Linked DNA regions of Mus musculus: region 1 is linked to region 2. The links are chromatin loops, found by intact Hi-C in ENCODE. Cell type or tissue: heart. All regions are shown on one strand. Links, peaks and the distances in the headings refer to the core of each region. The heading gives the core; the rest is flanking DNA.

The links. Hi-C counts contacts between places; a loop is a spot of excess contacts. Peaks named below come from ENCODE experiments on the same cell type or tissue, not always from the same donor. Only the 100,000 strongest peaks of a DNase experiment are listed, where the experiment ranks them.
Region 1: a loop joins it to region 2, with 2.6 times the contacts of the local background. A loop is called at or near these places in 5 of 42 quality-filtered maps.

The regions. Positions count from the first base shown.
Region 1 is chrX:101,526,537-101,536,978 of GRCm38, reverse strand. It overlaps Taf1 (TATA-box binding protein associated factor 1), which reads right to left and starts at 4,244. Exons shown (of 39, transcript NM_001290729.1): 1 at 3,978-4,244; 2 at 3,370-3,484; 3 at 3,118-3,234. The coding sequence starts at 4,157. In heart, for the core only: no CTCF peak of the experiment used is centred there; a DNase peak (open chromatin) is centred at 4,328; H3K4me3 peaks cover 1,740 bases; H3K27ac peaks cover 831 bases.
Region 2 is chrX:101,636,104-101,646,545 of GRCm38, reverse strand. Ogt (O-linked N-acetylglucosamine (GlcNAc) transferase (UDP-N-acetylglucosamine:polypeptide-N-acetylglucosaminyl transferase)) reads right to left here and starts at 6,495. Exons shown (of 22, transcript NM_139144.4): 1 at 6,224-6,495; 2 at 3,390-3,570; 3 at 2,356-2,599. The coding sequence starts at 6,260. In heart, for the core only: no CTCF peak of the experiment used is centred there; DNase peaks (open chromatin) are centred at 5,535 and 6,565; H3K4me3 peaks cover 3,993 bases; H3K27ac peaks cover 2,971 bases; H3K27me3 peaks cover 1,665 bases.

The DNA.
Region 1 (10,442 bases), core at 2,162-7,161, 110 kb after region 2:
AACTAATAGCATACTAGAAGGCATCCCTAAAGGACAAGACAACCTGGAAGCAAGCACACCAGTAAACTGACATTCTATCAAATACAGCACCCATTTCAAGGATGTTAATTCATAGAATCTGACCCCCATCCATCCACTTTACCTTCCCTAGTTAAGACAGTAAATCAGACCCCAAACTGTCAACTCTCACTGCAAACCAGAGATGGACCACCTACCCTTAGCCTAAGTCAGGATGCGAAAAATTATTGGTATGTAGTTTGACTGACAATTTTGGTAGCTCATTAAAACTTAATTATGACAGTCTACAAAGGAATTTGAGCTTATAGTTGGCTTAGGCCTTAATAGAAATAACTGTTTTACTTGTGTTTCATGAATTACTAGTGCTGCATGTGGTGGGTTTATATAAGCAGCATTTACCCGAAGAAATGGCACCTTTAGTCCCAGCGACTCAAAAGCCTGAGGTGGAGATGGTTGAGCAACGCAGTGAGACGTTGTCTCCCAAAAAGAGTTGAAGAAGGACTAAGGGAGAAGGTAACACACAAATCCATTAACTGCTCCTCAAAAGCTAAGTCCAAAAGGTGAGGGGGGGTGTTGGTTGGTTGTTTTGTTTTTGAGATTTTTTTGAGACAGAGTTTCAGATAGCTCAAGATGATCTTGAACTCACAGCTTGAAAACCCAGTATTTCAGATCCTCCTGCCTCTAACTCCCAAGTGCTATGATTACCAGCCTACATTACCATGCCCTGGGCTAATTAAGTATTTATGAAGGCCTTTAATCTAAAACTAAGCAGCATAAAATCTAACTTGAAGAGGTAAATGATGAACACCATCATCTAAGTTTTGAGTAGTGAAGTTCTACATAGCAATTTAAAGACTAAACCATAACCAACAGCTAGAGGTTCCAGATCACAGACTCTAAAATTCAGAAAATAGACTTTACCTTTTGGAACTAAACTGCATATCAAAGTTTATCACACATGCCAAATGTCCGGACCATCAATGTCTAATGAACTGACTTATTAAGTCAGTCAAGTTGTGCTAAGTGCAGAACATTTAAAAGTTCTACACATTTTTAAAGTTCTCCAGAGTTCACATTTCCCTTACCTAATAGAAAGTTAAGAAATAATAAAATCAGCCAGGTAGTGGTGGCACACACCTTTATTCCCAGCACTTGGGGGGCAGAGGCAGGCGGATTTCTAAGTTTGGGGCCAGCCTGGTCTACACAGTGAGTTCCAGGACGGCCAGGGCTACACAGAGAAACTCTGTCTCGAAAAACCAAAAGAATAGAAAAGAACAGAACAGAACAGAACTATGAAAAACTACTCTGGGGGCTGGTGAGATGGCTCAGTGGGTAAGAGCACCCGACTGTTCTTCTGAAGGTCCGGAGTTCAAATCCCAGCAACCACATGGTGGCTCACAACTATCTGTAATAAGATCTGACTCCCTCTTCTGGTGTGTCTGAAGACAGCTACAGTGTACTTACTATAATAATAAATAAAGTCTTTAAAAAAAATTTCCTTAAAAAAAAAAAAAAAAGAAAAAAGAAAAACCACTCTGGCCAGCTGGTATCCTCCATCCTCAGGTGATGTGGAGGGGAATCCTCAGATCATTCACCTTGTCCTTTGTCCCCAAGACAACCTCCAGAAAGTGTTTTATCTCATCAGAGACCATCTAAGAAAGAACACACACTGGCGAGAAGTCGTGTGTGTGTGTGCAGTGAGCTGGGATGCGAATGGAAATTCTACCCTTTAGATATGCTCATCAGACAAGGGGAGAAGCACAAGAAGAACACTGGGGAGTGTCCCTACCAGAGTATTTACTGCAAGCAATGGCTTTCTCAATTGGACAGCCTCAAGCAGCATTTGAAATGCTGATCTCCACTTTCACCCAGCATTGCAACCTGACTGGCCACCTAATGTCTTCCCTAATAAAATGTTATTTCCTCCTATAGAAAGCTTTGAGCATTGCTACTATACGCTACTGTTGTTTTTAATATACTAAGCTAATGAAATTATGAATATGAAACAAAAGTGAACAAAAAAAGAAATAATAAAATCTCTCCCAGGCTGGTGAGATGGCTCAGTGGGTAAGAGCACCTGACTACTCTTCCGAAGGTCCAGAGTTCAAATCCCAGCAACCACATGGTGGCTCACAACCATCTATAATGAGATCTGACTCCCTATTCTGGAGTGTCTGAAGACAGCTACATTGTACTTACATATAATAAATAATAAATAAAAATTTTAAAAATCTCTCCCAAGTTACGAATGTCTATAATCCCAAAACTTGATAGGTAGAAGCAGGAATATCAAAGGAGTTCCAAAACAAACCTCAGCTACGTAATCAATTTTGAGGCCTAAAAGTTTCAAAAATAGAAAATAAAAGCAGAGTGTGGTGATACAAGACTTTAATCCCAACACTCCAGAGGCAGAGGCCAAACAAATAAACCTCTTCCGATTCTGAGACTGTTATTCTAAAATACAGCAGGGAAAATACTTATGTTTTGAAGAAAAAGAAGTATAATAGGGGAATGATTTGAGTCAAAATACATTTGCTCATTGACATGAGATTATAAACATAACCCTTCTTAATCTTAAAATCTTAAGGGCAAAGAGTGGGTTTGTTTTCATCTTTAACTTTGAAAAGCATATAAGAATAGTTATATCAAATCTACAGGCACTAAAATATATGAGATGACAAGAAATCATTTTCACCCTTGTCATTAATCAACAATTTGAGACCGAACATTATAAAAATAAAAGCTTGAATTTGGTAAGAGAATACCTACTACTTGGCACTGAATTGACAGTGGAAACAGCATACAGAGCAAATGTATTGGCAGGCAAGAACAATGGCAGAGATTAAATATACAAGACAGAGCCCAAAACAGACTTATTCAGGAAGAAAATGTACTAAACTGCCAATTTTGCAACATTAAAGAATACCAAGCGTAGTGGGGAACATGTCTAATCCTAGCACTTGGGAAACAGAGGCAAATGCATCTCTATGAGTTTGGGACAATCTTGCATGCATAATGAGTTCCAGGTCAGGCAGGGCTATGTTGAAAGACCCATTGCTAGAAAACAAGAAGGGGGGGGGGGGGCGGAGAGAGAATCACCTGTGTGGCAAAGGGGTTGCAAGCTTCCCATTGTCTGCTGGTATCTTCTACTTTCATCTTCTGCCACCTCGTTGATGTCAGAATAGTCCACAGCATCCTCTCTACTCCTAATCCATCCTATGGATAAAAAGGGAGACGTCTCAAGAGAAAGCAAGTAATTATCACTTCCTTAGAAAATCCCCACTGAAAAGCGTACAACAGGCTAATCTCCTCCCCCCACCCACACTGTCCTCCCCATGGCCCACACTTTACCTTCATCATTTACCAGGGCACCATCACTCCCGGACAATTCTTCATTTGCTGTGAGTTCAGTGATCAGGCTGCCAAGACCCAAAGCCCCCAAGCCCGCAAGATGCTTCTTGCACTCCTGAAAAGGGGACAGCATGAGGGTCGAAAATAACAACTAAACCTGAAGGTCCTACACAAGTATATTTCCCTTGCTCATAACAAAGTCACAAATCCATCTGAGAAATTATTTCATGAAGTGCTGCTCAAAGAAACATCACATTCAAGAACTATATAGGAAATCTGCTAAATTCCATACAGATCAGTTCCGAACAACACACGTTCCATCCGTAGTCCTGGCTTTGGAGCCATTAGGATCAGCAAAAGCCAGAAAAAGCAGAGTTCCAAGGGTCTTTAAGAAGGCCTTCCACAGTGGCGGTTCTGATAACCTTACTAGAGTTAACTATTATCTTTCCTACCAGGCAAGGAGAATGTTACCTTCGAAGCCAACACCTCAGCATCAGTGACTGACACTTAAGACTTTTCCTCTTCGTCCTTCCTCCGAGTTGAGCCCTCTCGCGCTGTCTCCAGTTCTCCCTAGCCACAGCACCCGCCGCCCCAGGCCCACGACTCACGTCATCCAAGACGCTTTCGCCTTCCAACTGCCCTGCTCCATTGATGTTGCCGAACAGGAACCCAGTTAGAGAAAATGGGCCTCCACCAGCCGACTCTTCGTCGCTGTCTGTGTCGGACATGACGACGGAAGGGCTACCGCCACCCTTGTCCTGCAGCAGCCCAGCCCACCCCGGGCCCATGGGCGGGAAAGAAAAAATACGTCAGTCGCACACGGGTGACTTGCAGCGCTCCCTGACCCAACCAGAGGCTACCGGAAGTTGAAAAAAAGGGGGGAAGGATGGGCCGTCCTACGTGATCCTTTGATGTCGGGATGGCTACTTCCTTTGATGTGTTTGATTGGTCCGCCCAAGATCAGGCTGGATAACTGGAAGGTGATTGGTCAAACAAACCAGTCCCGCCCATCAACTGCGCGGGTCCGTTCTGGTTGCTATGGTAAGAGCGGCAGATTTTTCTCCAATAAGAAAGTAGATCTGAGGCGGCGTGACCTACGACCTCTGGAAACCGCGCGTCACCGGCTACAGTACACACTACACAATAATGATTTGAGCCGTCTTTTCCGGTTTGTGCCGTTCCCCAAAGGAACATTACTATGAATTGTGATAGGGGGACGACTGCTACTTACTTATTTTGAATTTACATTTTCCCATGGTAAAATGTTAAGCTTAGTAAAATGAGCAACCGAAACTTCAAGATTCACAAACATTAAACATTTTCATAGTTTTTTTAAGCGCACATATGATTCCCAGCACTATATATATATATATATATATGTATATATATATATATATATATACATACACATATATGCATATATATGTGTGTGTGTATGTATGTATATATGTGTGTAAATGTGTAAAAGCATGGAGAGAAGAAAGAAACCGAGTGGGAGAAGGGGGGGGGGGTTGAAGAGGGGAGAGAAAGTGAAAGAGAGACAGAAATATACAAGGCTGGGATACAGCTCACTGGCCAACATAGATTCAATTCCCTGTACTTAAAAAATAACCTTATTTTGCCAGGAATGGAAACCTGAGGTAGAAGTGTCTCTGAACCGGGCAGTGGTGGCGCACGCCTTTAATCCCAGCACTCGGGAGGCAGAGACAGGCGGATTTCTGAGTTTGAGTCCAGCCTGGTCTACAAAGTGAGTTCCAGGACAGCCAGGGCTACACAGAGAAACCCTGTCTCGAAATAACTAAAAAAAAAAAAAAAAAAAAAAAAAAAAAAGAATTGTCTCTGTAAGACCAGCATAGTATACATAGTTAAGCTCCAGGCTACTAGGGGAAACCCTATCTTTAAAAAAAAGTTTTTTAAGTACTCTATATATTTGTGTAAATAGACATATTGAACCAGTGAGGTGCCTCTGTAGGTAACATATCTGCCACCAACCCCGGAGCCCCATCCTGAGGACATATTTCATGTTTCAGATCACCATGGTGGCACACAGACTTGTTTGAATTGGAGCATCTTCACTGTGGCCAAACCGAGGATCTGTTCAGAGTTCCTACTTTGCATTTTTTGTGCCTGTTTGCTTGTTCATGTTTAGTTTGTTCTGAGGCAGAGTCCCACTTAAGTTTCCTGGGCCAGGCCTTGAATTTTCCATTCTTTGCTTCCCAACTAACTGAAATTATAGGTCTCTGCCAACAAGTTCAGTCGTGCGATTATATTTGATCACCTCTCTTTAGTATATACATGGGGACATTTTCTTTTTTTAAGATTTATTTTTGAAATGATCTGTATGTGTCTGTGCACGGGTATATGCACTGAAGTGCAGTTGTTCACAGAGGCCAGAACTGTTGACTGCCTCTGGAGTTGGAGCTGCTTGATGTTGAGTAGTAGAAACTGGATTCAGGAAGAACAGGAAGCTATCACAGCCCTGGCTGTCCTGGAACTCACTTTATAGACCAGGCTGGCCTCGAACTCAGAAATCCACCTGCCTCTGCCTCCTGAGTGCTGGGATTAAAGGTGTGCGTGCGCCACCACTGTACAGAAAGCTCTCGCACTCTTTATTCTATATGCCTTGGCTTGCCACTGTCAGATACCCTGGAACTGCCAACTACAGACAGTTGTGAGCTGCCATGCGTGTGGTGGGAACTGAACCCTGTCTCAAAAAACAAAATAATGATGATGCATTAAAACTCATACTCTGCCCCTTCCTAATTTAAGATTTACTTATTTTTATTTTGTGTGTATGAATGTCTTTTTTGCATATGAATGTTTTGTTGAATATGTTTGTGCACTGTGTGTGTACCTGGTGATTTCAGAGGCTAGAGGAGGCCATTGGATCCTCTGTAACTCGAGTCACAGACAGCTGGAAGTTGTCCTGTGAGTTCTGGAAAGTGAACCCAGTTTCTTTGCAAGAGCAAGCACTCTTCACCGCTGAACCTTCTCTCCAGACCCTTTCTCTTTTTGTGTGTTTTGCTTGTTTTGCTTTTGTTTGATTTTTGTAAAGAGATTTCTTTTTACAGGTATTTGTGTAGATGCATAGTTTTTATGTACTCAATGCATATATGATGCCATAGAGGCCAGAATAAATTGTCAGATCCCATGTGAGTGCTGGCTACTGATAGGAGGCCATGAAACCATTCTTAATCACGGAGCCATCTTTCCGCTCTGTGTTTTTATTTATTTAAACACACACACACACATATCCACATGTATATCTGTATACCATGTGCATGCCTGAAGCTCTCAGAGGCAAGAAGGTCCCTCAGAACTGAAGTTACAGATGGTTTTGAGCCACTATGTCACCATGTGGATGCTGAGAAATGTAACATGGGTCCTCTAAACCTTGACCCATCTCTTCAGTCCCTTATTTGTTTTTTGCATTGCTATGGATAGAACATGGAACCTATACATACTAGAGAATTCTCTAGCACTAAGCTACAAACATTTTTTAAAATTTATGTTGAGGCAGGATCTCTCTAAATTGCCAAGGCTGACCTGGAGCTCCGGGTCCTATCTCAGCTAAACAGATAGCTGAAATTACAAGTGTGTAGCCCCACACCTGGATCCCCGTTTGATTTTGGCTTTAATTTTGGTTTGGTTTTTGAGATAGGGTCTCATATAACTCAGGCTAGTCACAAACTCTATGTGGGTGCTCAGATGTTGAGCATGAACCACGATGTCAGGTGTATGCAGGACTACAGATCAAACCTGGGCCCAGTGCATGCTAGAAAAGCACTCTACCAACTCAGCTACCTCCTCAGGCCCCTCATGTTTGCTTTTGTCTTTTTTTTAAGGTTTATTTTTATTTTATGTGATGTGTGTATAAGTGTTTGTCTGATCTTCTACATAGACATTGTGTGTTGCTTGCTGCCTACACAGGCCAGAGGAAGGCATCACCTGCCCTGGAACTAGAGCTAGAAAAGGTTGTGGGCCATCTTGTGAATACTAGGAACCAAACCTGTCTTTTATAAGAGCAGAAGGTCAAATCCTTTTTTAACCAATACACCATCTCCTTGGTCTCCTTCATGACACATTAAACTTTTTTTTTTTTTTTTGGCTGTTTTGGAATGTTCTCTATAGACCAGGCTGGCCTCAAACTGACTGAATCTGCCTCCCAACTGCTAAGATTAATGGTATGAGTCACACCCCCAGCTGGCTCACATTTTAAATTTGGGGGGTGGGTTTCCAGACAGGGTTTCTCTGTATAGCCCTGGCTGTCCTGGAACTCACTCTGTAGACCAGGCTGGCCTCGAACTCAGAAATCTGCCTGCCTCTGCCTCCGGAGTGCTGGGATTAAAGGCGTGCCTCACCACACCCGGCTTGTTTTGTTTTTTGAGATAAAGTCCTTCTGCTATGTAATTCTGGCAGTCCTACAACTCTGCCTTTGTTGGGGCTGAGATAAAAGGCATGTGCTACCACTCCTGGCCGCAAACCTATCTTAAAACATGGATTTAGAGACTGGAGATGTACTAGAACTCAGTGGTAGTATGTACTTAGCATAATAGGCCCTAATTTCAATCCCCAGCACCAATAAACATGGTTTTATATTAATTTGCCCATGATCAAGCTCTTCCTTTCCTAATTTTGTACCCAAGAAAATGACAAATATATCTCTAGGGACTGGAGAGATTAGCAGTTAAGAGTACTTGCTGTTCTTGCAGAGGGCTGGGGCTTGGTTTCCAGCTCTGAAATGGTGGCTCAGAACTGCCTGTAACTCCACAGTTCCAGGTGATCTATCACCCTCTTCTGACCTCCATGAAAATGGAAAAACAGCCAGGCATGGTGGCACACACCTTTAATCCCAACACTCGGGAGGCAGAGGCAGGTGGATTTCTGAGTTCGAGGCTAGCCTGGTCTACAAAGTGAGTTCCAGGATAGCCAGGGCTATACAGAGAAACCCTGTCTCAAAAAAACCAAAAAAAAAAAAAAAAAAGGAAAGAAACTGAGTCAGAAGCATTGCTGTATAGCTCCTGCTATATACAGCAGCCTGGGCTACAGTGTTATACCCTCTAACAAATAACAGAAACCCGTGTTCACAGAAAACCTCGTGCAGAAATTGCCATATTGGTGTTTGGGTTGGTTGTTCAAGACCAGTTTCTCTGTGTAGCCCTAGATGTCTTGGATCTCATATTACAGTTTATAACAAAATTGAAAACCCAAACTGGACATGGTGGCTCACACATAACCTAGAATTTGAGCTGCAGAATGAGATCCTGTCTCCCAAAAATAGTGAAAACCAAAATGTCCATCATTTGAGAAGTCAGAAAGCAAATAACGAGACATCTGCATAGTGCAATATTCACCATTCAAGAGAGCCGCTGAATGATGGTGGCACGAGCCTTTAATCCTAGCACTCAGGAAGCAGGGATAGGTAGATGTTGCAGGAAATATTAAAAATGAACTGCCTCCAAGCAGTGGTGGCACATGCCTTTAATCCCAGCACTTGGGGGCATAGGCAGGCGGATTTCTGAGTTCAAGGCCAGCCTGGTCTACAGAGTGAGTTCCAGGACAGCCAGAGTTACACAGAGAAACTGTCTCGAAAAAAACCAAAAACGAAAAAAGAACTGCCAAATTCCTTCGTTCCATCCAACTACTCTGCATGCATGGCTCCGGAGTTCCCTTTGCCGCCAAACCAGCCCCACGAAACGACCGTCCACCCCACGGCCAGCGGCCACAAGCCCCAGCAACCCAATAGAAACAAAACTCTAGAGGCTTATAATTAACAGGTTAGATTTATGTATCAAAAAAAAAATCTCAATTCACAAGAGGTCCACACAATAATTTCAGAGCCAATTGATAATGATACAAGCTGCCCACCTAGATCATACAAGTTTTCCCAATTATTCTATCCCTATATGATATTCATAACTACCTGTGGCTATTTAAAACCACGCGGGATCGGGATCTTCTTCCTGTCCGTCTGCCTCCATCTTAGCTTTTCCTCCTCTTAGTCGCTCTCCGTTCTTGCAACTCTTTGCTCCGCCTCCCATTTCTCTGTCCAATCACAGGCCCTCTGCTGTACTAATATTTTAATGTAATTGGGTAAGGAAAATCTTGCCCCAGGTGGATCTCTGTGCTCGAGGCCAGTGTGGTCTACAAGTGAGTTCCAGGAGAGCCAGGGCTACACAGAGAATCCCTGTCTTGAAAAACAAACAAACCAAAACAAAACGCATGTCATGAATGAAAGGACTTTCAAAAGACCATGTATTTGTTAGAGATATAGCTTGTTTGAAAGAATGCCTGCCTTGCATGCACAAGATCCTGGGTTGGAGTCCCAGCACCATGTAAAATGAGTGCTGGCACATGTAGCCCTACCTCTTGGAAGGTAGAAACAAGAGGGTTAGGAGTTCAAGGCTATCCTGGATTACAAAGGGAGTTCAAGATAAGCCTGGGTTACCTAAGACTCTGTCTCAGTGGCTCAGCAGTAAGAAAGTATACTACTCTTCCAGAGCATCTGTGTTCAGTGCCTCACAACTGCCTGTGACTAAAGCAGTAGGGGACCTGAAAGTTTCCTTTAGTCTTCTTGGGTCACCCTAAAATACCCTTTTAAAAGAAAAGACCTTGTCTCAAAACAATAAAGACTACATAGTGTATTCTATTCATATGAAATACCTAACGAAAGAGACCAGACATGGTACATCTGTAATCCCAGCACTTAGGAACCCGAATTGAGAGGATCTTAAGTTCAAGGCCAACATGGGTTACATACAAGAGACAAATCTATAATAATAATAATAATAATAACAACAGTAATGAAGAAAGTACCCTGGTGCAAGTCTATGATCCTAGGACTAGAGAAGTAGAGACATGAGGATCAGTTCAAGGTCAGCTGGGCTACTAAGTGAGCTTGAGGACAAACTGAGTTACATGAGACCCTGTTTCAAAAAACACTATTAAAAAAGGCACCAGAATGATATTTTAGTGACTTATCACAACAGAATACATGTACTAAATGATTTTAAGCTGTGTACTTGAAACAAGAACATTATTTTAATTACACATATGAGTGCTCCCTGCCTGTG
Region 2 (10,442 bases), core at 3,608-8,607:
CATGCCTTTGATCCCAGCACTTGGGGGGCAGAGGCAGGCAGATCTCTTGAGATTGAGGCCAGCCTGGTCTACAGAGTGAGTTCCAGGACAGCCAGGGCTACACAGAGAAACCGTGTCTCAAAAAACAAACAAACAAAAAAACCTGATTACTAAAGGAAAAGAATGTACTATCCTGTGACAACTGGGCACACAAGAGAAAGGCTTGTGCCTTAGGAAGAATTAAGTCCAAACCCCACAGGCAACACATTCAAGGTTAGCTGCCTAAAACTAATTACAAATACATTCTAAGTTCAAATATACACTGAATATCTCTGAAAGAACACACGAGAAATTGCTCTAATTATCTCCAAGTCTATGCAATTTCTCACTAGATCAAAAAGCAATGAATAAAAAGTGTTTATTATAATGAACTCACAAATAAAAAAAAAGCGCCATTTAGCTGAACTAAAGGTAGCCACTCAAATGAGTGCTTGCCCTGACTCAAGCTCTATACAGAACATCTAGAAAGTTAAAATAGCATTCCACAGTGATTTTTTAATCTTCTTTTTTGAAATAAAACAATAGAATTTAATTTTCAAAATTAACTTTCAAAATGATTACTAAAAAGTTATTAAGATGAAAAATGATCACAGAGTTTTGGCAAACTACTAAAATAAGCTTCAGTTTCCTAAACTATAAAATTAGAGTCAAGAGGCAGGCTTATATGTCTAATGGTTTCCAGGCTGTGCTCAATGGCTGCTTTGGGGCAAAGAAGGCCCTTTTTAGCTTTCATTTTTCATTCATGTCAACATTTGCTTTGATAATTCAACTTCAAGTTTCAACATCCACTTCTCCATTGCTAGCTAGCTATGTGATCTCAAAAACCTTACATAACCCAAAGCCTACTGGGGATTTTATATTGGCAAAACTAGAAATAATGCCATCCTCACCAAAGGATCATGGTAAAGACTCAGAGGACATTTATCTGAAGCAGCAGTGTCTGAGCTTGTAGAAGACTTTCAATAATGGCAGTTAATCATTAAGCACTTCGAGGGTGATTCCATGCTCAATGTCAACTTAACTCAAGTGCATGCCAAGACCCATCCCCCACCCCTACTACTTACCTCTTAAAAGCTTACAGCCACCTTCCCTTCATTACCATCAACAGTTTCCAGGGCAATTTTTACATCCTGTAGCTTTTTAAATTTTTCTTTTGTTTTGTTTTGTTTTACACACTATATTTTGATCTTTCACAGACTCTAATACTTGTTCTCCACGAAAACACATGTAACTTAGACTTTAAAAAAATTGAAGAGCTAATTCAAAGTCTGGTCTAGATCTGTAATTGTCTTAATTCTATTACTTGTGACTATACTGAGGGGAGGTATTCAGAACGTTTTGTAGTTACTAATATTCTAGCACCTTTAAAAAATTTTATATTACAGATTAAGACCTTTTATCCATCATTCCTAAAAATCAACTAACTGCTATAAATACCCATCAGAATTTATCCAAGTTCATTAAAACAGCACACACACACAAACCCATCACGTATGGGGCTGGAGAGATAGATGGCTCGGCGGGTAAGAACACCGACTGTTCTTCTGAAGGTCCTGAGTTCAAATCCCAGAAACCACATGGTGGCTCACAACCATCTGTAATAAGACCTGACGCCCTCTTCTGGTGTGTCTGAAGACAGCTACAGTGTCCTTAGATATAAAATAAATCTTAAAAAAAAAATCACGGGCTGGTGAGATGGCTCAGTGGGTAGGAGCACCTGACTGCTCTTCCAAAGGTCCAGAGTTCAAATCCCAGCAACCACATGGTGGCTCACAACCATCCATAACAAGATCTGACTCCCTCTTCTGGTGTGTCTGAAGACAGCTACAGTGTACTTACATAAAATAATAAATAAATCTTTAAAAAAAAAAAAAAATCACGTGTGTTAAGTTTTAATTAGCATTAGAAATAACTGGTCAGACTTTTTGGTAAGGATAATTTTTATGCTTTTGTTTTGTTTTGTTTTTTCGAGACAGGGTTTCTCTGTGTAGCCTTGGCTGTCCTGGAACTCACTTTGTAGACCAGGCTGGCCTTGAACTCAGAAATCCGCTTGCCTCTGCCTCCCAAGTGCTGGGATTAAAGGCATGCGCCACCACCGCCCGGCATTTTTATGCTTTTTAACTTCCTAAATAGAATCGATTTTTTTTTGATGTCATGCAGACTAAGTCAAAGCTATTTCATCATTTCAAGTATATAAACATCTCTCTCAACTCTTGACTTTCATGAAAAAAACCCCTATTATCTGAAGTATCAAACGATGCTTGTTTGTTTTCTGGAGTGCTGTGAAAGGAAAGCAACTAATAAACGTTTACTTACAGGATTGTACTGAAGAGCAGAGACATAGGCTTGTACTGCTCCTTCCATGTCACCTGCTGCTACCAAGGCTGCTGCCAGGTTAATATAACCATCAATGAAATCAGGCTTCAGCCGCAAGGCATGTCGATAATGCTCGATTGCTTCCTGCAACTGCCCTCTTTCCTTGTACACATTTCCCAAATTCGAATAGGCTTCTGCTAGAAGGGGATTCTGTTTAATTGCCAAGGTGCTAAAATGAGCAGATCTGGAAAAATAAAAAGTGTTGATGCATGGATATGCATGTCAGAGAAAAGGAGGCATGGCTCATATGCAATGGAAAATCTTGTGCTATGGAACATTATCCTTTAACTAGCAAACAGCAGAAAAAAGTTTGAAAACTAAAACTTTCCTAAGGTTACAGTATCCACATTTCATATAAGAAAGCTGGTTCTTATGTATGAAAATTCTTATTAAAATCTACTACCAAACTGCCACATTGTATAACATCATTAAGATTAAAAATAAAAAGCATATGAGTCTCATTTTCCATTTGTTGGCAAGATTTAAAGACACAACCCTGTTTCAGAAAAAAAAAAGATTTAAAAACACACATCTTCATGTTAAATGTGCCAAAATGATAATTTACTAAGATATCCATAGCACAAATTCTTCTCTTTTCATTAATTCAATTAATTAGCTAAAAGCAACAACAATTTAATAAGGGTATTTCCAATCTGAGCTACATATGCCCCTCCTACCAGAGTCCCTCAAGCTGACAGGTCTGGATGCTCAGATGTACACTAAGAATAATTACCTGAAAAGAATATCCTCAAGTGACAAAATCTGGGGGAAAAGACCCTAGTCATACTGATGATATGTTCACCCCCGCAAAACGGGGGAAAACTAGCAACCAGGCATGTCAAAAGTGAACAAGAGCGCACATGTTGCGTTGGTGGCTCAGATGAAACCCAGCACTGGAAAACTCTGAAGTTCAGATATTTAATTAGCATTTTTAAGCTCAGCACCAAGAGGCAGGTTACCCCGGCATCTCCTACCTGTCCAGCCTTCGACACTGGAAGTGTATAGATGAAAGTAATAAAAGAACACCAGTATTGTCAGGCTCTTGTCTCCAGAGCTGCATGCAGTGTCTCTCAGCTGCCTCAAAATCTCCTGCCTGATATTCTCGATGTGCCAACTCAGCTAACCCTTGGAAGGAAAGCATACGTTTCGTTGGTTCTGGAGAATCATCAAAACATTTGAGGGAAGGAGGGGGGAAAACAAAAGTTAGAAATGCAAACCAAAAAATGTAAAAATATGGTAAATTAAACTTAAAGATGAAAATGCTTGAAACTATGTAAAGCACCAGAGTGTTCTGCATTTTATTTAAAACCCAGTCTACAGAATTGATCTCTTTCAAATCTGCCCATTGTTAATGCTTCCTTTTCTAAACCCCATAGTAATATTGACTTCCAGAAAAGATTCCTTTCTTACATTTTGTACTTTTTCTTACAAATCATAGGAAGATTCACTAAAATCACTAAACTTAGTATACTGACACAAAACATTAAACATGAAATCTGCAGAAGTTACAAGGATTTATTGTCAGAATAACCTATCGCTTAACAATACTTCATCTCACATTTCAAGGTGGAGTGTATTCTAACTCTCTCGGTGTGGGTGGGGACACCAGGTGTCTCTTTAACTCTTTATATTGATGTTTGTGAGTTTTACAGCTTTCTTTTTTAAAAAGAGCCAGCCTAAAGAAACCGGCTGAAAGCCAAAGAGTTACTTTTAAAGCAAGCAGCTGATAAACAAGATGACTTAGCAGTCAAGGGCTAAAGCATTTCATAATGGGTTCGCCAAACATTTTAAACAAAAAACCCAAACGTTGTTCCTCTTCTGGAGAGGACTCAGGAGCCCAAATTAGCTAAATCCCACCCACGCTGCCTTACATTTTCTGCTGTGTTCATGGCTCTCACAGAAGTACTAAGACATTAAAAACAACCCTATTCAATAACCAGGCAACAATCTACAATTGGAAAAGCTTTTAAATGCTGCAATAATATAAAACACGGGATAAAATATAATAAATAACAAAAAATGCTTTTGTTCTGAAGGACTTGATTTAGTTAACATAATAAAAGCCAAAATCCAGGTGCTCGCCTAAGGCTCGGCTGTAAACATTTATCTCCACAATAATTCATTATTAGGAATTCAAGGATAACACTCTAGAGATTAGAATGGGAAACCACAGACCTGGTACTTAATTTTAACCAAGGTCATGGGGACAAGCTCAAATTTGAGCCAGGCTTTCCCATACCAGAGCAATTTCTGCACAGCTAACCACAAAAACAAAGACCAAAAATATTTGTGTCCAAATCTGAGGTTGGAGCTAGAAGATCAACTAGAAAATTACATGTTAGACAAGAACGTAGCACTTTCTAGCTCCTAAATTTAGCACATTACCTATCACTTTCCAAAGTCACATATCTGCTCTTTTAATACTGGAAATGACCATTTCTTCAAATAAAGTTAACAGTCAGAAAAGAGCAAGTTCTTACAAAAACCTACGACAGAATCTTACATTTTTGAAAATCATGATGGGGAAACAGAAAGGTGGAAATCTTGATCCCATTCCCATCTATTAAGGATGAGATACTATTTTAGAGTCATCTATTTATCTCACAATATTCAAAATCGTCAACTAAAACCTAGACACTGAGAAACAATAACCTCTCGGGAACCTTAGAGCTGCAGCCTGGTTCCCCATCCCCTCCCGCCCCAAACAGCCTCAATCTGGAAAGGCAGTTGAAGGACACTCCTACAATTTGGTTGTTTTCTTATTTTCTGTAGCAAAGGCTTGGAGATGCATCGTTGAAAAGAGGCAACCGCTTTGCACTTGTGCAGCTACACTCCAGTTGCTTTACAAACTCTTCAAGCAAGGATGGAAACTTAAAAAAGAAATAATAATGCACACCCTATGGATAAAGAGATACTGGGCTAAAGAATGGGGATGAAAACCCAGAGGCCATGGCGGAGGAATACATAGAGAAAGTAACACAAAGAAAGAGAATTAGGAGGGCGGGCAGGGTGGTCGCCGCCAAGCAACACACCGAGGTGGTTTCTTCCCTGAGGATAAGAAACGACTGTCGGGCTGGCACGTTCGCAGAGGAAGGGTGTGGTTGCAACAAGCAGGGAGGGCTGACCAGGGTAGGAAACTCCGTACTGGGGCAGCGGGTGCAATTGGGTGATGGCTAAGAGAACCCCTGGAAATTTCCAACCTAAATCGGGGCCGCTCAACCCAAGAACACAAGGCGCTGCCCCGGCGGGGTGCGGGCTCAAGTAGCTCTTCTTGGTGCTACTTGGAAGCACACCGAGGAGCCTTCGCTAGTCATGCCTGATGCAAAGTGAGGCTAGGATTACACCGAAATAGCATCCCCGCCCTAGCCTGGCAAAGGAGGACCAAATGTGGCTAAGGGAAAGGGGCTTTGGGGAGGAGGTGGAAGCGCACGGGAGGGAGCGACGGGCTGAAATTGAGGGAGAAAACAGTTGCGACGGGAGACAGAAATTGCAGAGATTCCAATGCAGCCCATTCCAAGACACACTAAGCGCGCACGTGTGCTATAGATTCGTCCCGAGAGAGAAGGCTACAACACTGATGGGATAAAGCAACAACGAAAAAGCCCCCAAAGCAAGCAAAATGCAAGCAAGCAACTAGAGAATGTTTACGAACGGACGGCAGCACCAAACCCGATCAGATAGCAGTAGAACTCGAGAGCTCAGTAATGCCACTGATGTAATGGGGATGGTCAGAGGGAAGTAATGAAAGATACAAGACGGCGCCAGACCCCAAAGGGACGTCTGCCAGAGTAGAATGGGACACTAGTACCTGTACTGTCGGCCACGTTGCCCACGGAAGACGCCATCTGGAGCTTCTTGAGATAGAACAAGGGGTAATTGACTTCTACTGCCGCCACTACTGACAAGAATGGTTCTAGAAGTAGCAGAAAAAAGGCAGCAGCCGTATCAGTGTTTTGAAGGGCTCAGGGGGCGGCACAGAATACTGAACTCGAATCTTAGGAACTCTTGGTAGACATCTACCTCTCACTGTCTTGAAATGGCGGCGAGGGCTCCTCGACCGAAACAACACAAGCCGGAACTACTTTCTGTTATAATCAAGTACCCCGCGGAGGTAGCGCGTAACAAGACTACCGACCAAGTGACTGTAATCAAAGTCATTTGCTCTTACGTAACCTTCCGCCCAAGGTCCATTGCGACAAACATGACTGTAGAGAGCGCATGCGACAACCCTGTCTAGGCAACTCCGGGTTAAGGGCTCCCTATGGGGCAAGAGCCAGCAAGTTTTTAAGAGCAAGGCGGAAGGGCAAAAAACGCCCGTCGATTACTTTTTTTTTTTTTTTTTTTTTTTTTTTTTTTGGCAAGCGCTAAAGTACGAGTCTACTACCTGGTCAGTGATGTCGATGTTAGAATGTCAGAGCGTCTAGAAAAGTTTAATTAACTCCATTCAACAGAAAAGGGTAGTTTACACGACCAACGTGTTAGTTCTAAGCAAGTAAACGCGAATATTTGCGTTTCAGAGACGGGGCTGTTCAAAACAATGGGGGAGCCGGTTCGATTTGAATGCTTTTTGATTCAGACTCCACCCATGAATTTAAGTACTTTGATGAGAAAAACGGACAGTCTCCCTGAGCTGAGTGAACCCAAATGTGTTCGATTTGAACCATATAACCCTAAAATTCAAAATCGTTTGTGAGATTCGGGATGGTAACAGGGTAAATGCTAGGAGTTTGCATGTCAAAAGCAACCACAGAAATGTTAAAGAGGATGCCTTTTTCCTCAAAATTCCTGATCCTGAATTGTGACCTTGTTTCGTCAGAATCATTAAGGACTGCAAATGCCTTGGAGCTTAAGGCAATTCAACAAAGCAAACTGTGTTCCTTTGCCTTCTTCCTAAACCACACAACTACAATGAATTTCCAATTGCCTTCCTTTGACAAAACAGCTCTTTGGATCCTCTTACGGTTTCAAGCCCAGTGTTTGGACATTTTTGTCACATTGTTATTAATTTATATTTCCTGCCTTGTTCCTTGACAGTTTTAAGACACGTCACTAAGTGATTATTACAAGCCACTGGGGACTACAGTTAGCTCTCTTAGAGTCTTTCCGTTTCAAAACTCTTTGATCTAGGAAAAATTAGTGAGCTTGTGTAAAAATGTTTGCTGTCTAGCTCCTTGGTGAAATAAAAAACAAATCCTCAAAGGCTGTTTCAGTTTCTTGAGATTGCCAAACAACCTATGAACTTTGGATTATGAGTGCAGAAAAAGTTGATAATATTGTTCATTTCTTCTGCCCCACAGAACCACAACATGTAGTAAAAAAGAAAGCTTGCCATTCAAACTCTCCTGGATATTGATTGGCCTTATCTTTTCATTTGATACACCTGGCAAGCCCCAAACCCACCAAGTGATCCACCTTTGTTGAAAGAACTCAGCTTTTCCTCATTAAGAAAGGCAACTCAGATTCTACTAGCAGATGTTTAGGCCTTCTTGATTAGTGCGTGATAGTTAATTAAGTAAAAAGTCGTTAAATGTCAGGTCATGCTCCCAGTCGGACAGCTATTTGACTCATAGAAAACTGATCTGGGGTTCCCTCATCTGAAAGGAGTCTCACGCTGCTATGAAAAAATTGGATTGTGAGGCTCATGTAGCTCAGGAAGGAAAACTCCTTCAAGGAATTGGTCCAGGAGCCTCCAATAATAGGATCTTGGAGGTTTGGTTCCAGGGATTTACCAGTCAAGCCTAACTTCTTCAGCCAACAAATTAACATTTACTAAAATCTCTATATCCGAGGCACTGTGGCAAACATAAAATGAAAAAGACAAACTCTTTGCCCTCAAGGAGTTCCAATATGCTTAGGTAGACCCAAAATGCTGCTTAATAAGAATACCGAGGGTTATTTTAATGAAGCCCATTTGATCTATTGTCTGGAAAGGGAACCTCAGACTAGAGGGGGTCTGAAGACAGAGGCTGGTACTGGGCAATGCGGGGAGTGGGGTGCTTCTGTGCTCCTTTCATTTTTTTTCTTCTAGTTACTCTTTTTCTCTTTTCCTTTTTTATGCAGCAATTTGAAATTTGTAGTCCTTTGTAAAATACATCAACTGCTTCCATTCTAATTCCAAACTCCACTACTCTAACACCATTTACCGTGCAACAGTTTCCTATCTATCCTGTAGCATCCCCCTGGAGTCTGTTCATTTAAAGCATCCTTTTTGAAGCAATGCCATGAGCAAGCGCTGGAGATGTGCACCCAGCTGCAGTCACTGGAAGATTGTCCCAAAAGATAAATGAAGCTGAACAGAATGCATTGACACTGCACCGCAGGCTCTCTAGATGCGTGGAGAGAGCCCCTTGGATTCGGTACCCAGTCACAAGAAAGAAAACTGGTCTTGAAATCCTCCCAGAAAGGAAGAAAAAAACTTCCAAAAATATTGTAGTGTATTTATTATTGTTATGGGGGGTGGGGAGTGTGCCACAGTGTGAATGCGACGGTATGCGTGTGGAAGTCAAAGGAAAACTTTGTAGGATTCTCTCCACATTTGGGGACTGAAGGCTCGAACAACAAGCTCCTTTGCCTCCTGAGCCACCTCACTGGCCTCCCCCATTTTTTTTTTTTCTTTTTCAACTTGGAATAAGATTAAAGAAAACCAAACTGGTTTGTGGTCGTATAACCAACATAGCCAGTGAACTTGGGAACTGAGAATTTCTTACTTGGTGGCTGCTGGGCTGAAAACAGTAGCCAGCTGGAAAAACAACAGTGAAAACAGGGAGGAAAAACCAACACAGCTGTAATGTCTAAAGCCTTAGAGATACATTGGGAAACTGCTCTGCAAAACAAAAGCCGAGAGAGGCCTAGGAAGGCACCCTCTGGAGCTCAGCCCAGGGGGAGTACTTTTCCTCTCTGGCGCCAGTAGGCTTTAAAGATTTGAGAAAAATAAAGATATCAGGACTCAAAGGCCAGTTAGGTCCCCCTCCCTCTTTAATCATCACTTGCTTTCTTGATCTATAACCTCTATGATAAGGCACATCAAAATGAAAGGAAAGCTGAACCTGATCTTGGTCCTTAGGGCCTGGAATTTCAGCACTTGGGACGTTGAGGTGATCCTCCTGGCTCCACCCAGGGCTACGTAAATGAGTTCCAGATTAGGCTGCGCTACAATGTGGGATCCTCTTCAAAAAGAGAACAAAACAAAAAGTGAGAAGTCAAAACCTTGATTTGTCCTTCCAATCCCAGTCTACCACGTAATGTTGTCCAAAAAAAGATGTTCACAGTCTACAGCCTGAAACTGTTTACAAAGGGGGGGGGGGAGCGCGGGAGGGGGGAGCAGGGGAGAGAACTAAATAAATCCACTAAGGAGCTCTGGATCTCAAAATAAGAGACTGAGTCTTCTCCTTATGGCTATGAGCCTGTGGTACTATTTTCTGTGTTTATGGATAAGAGGCTATTGTCCGCTCAGTTATCTTCCTGATTCTTCTCAAGTGGGAGTAACTCTTCCCTCAAAAAGAGGATCATGGTATACTTATTTGCACCAACAAGACTTTTCTTGCAGAGCCCTGAAGTGAGTCATGCTATCCCACTAATCTACCTCCCACTACCTCCAATGCAGAATAAGCAAATCCAAAGAGGCTCTGAGGGCTCTCCAGCCCAGAATCTATGCCTGAAAGTAGATCCTAGCCTTTTGGTTTTGATCCTGACTCTGCCTCTTCCTGTGATTTTAGTGGAGAAGGGTGATCACATGATACTGAGAAGCCTTCCAAGGGGCTGAAAGAAACTTGCAAAGAAAAGGATAGGAGTGGGGACAAATCACACTGGAAGACAGACAATAGCTCAGGTGCTAGATCTTTTGTTGTTGTTCTTTCTGGGTGGCTCTAATAAGCATTGTTTTTTGTTTTTGTTTTTGTTTTTGTTTTGTTTTTTGTTTTTTTTGTTTTTCTTGTCCATGGTAAGCACTTCCCAGTAGACTGGAACACTCAAAAGGCAGATTTGGCTGTCATGAACAACCAGATGTAGAAAGACAATTGGTTGATCTA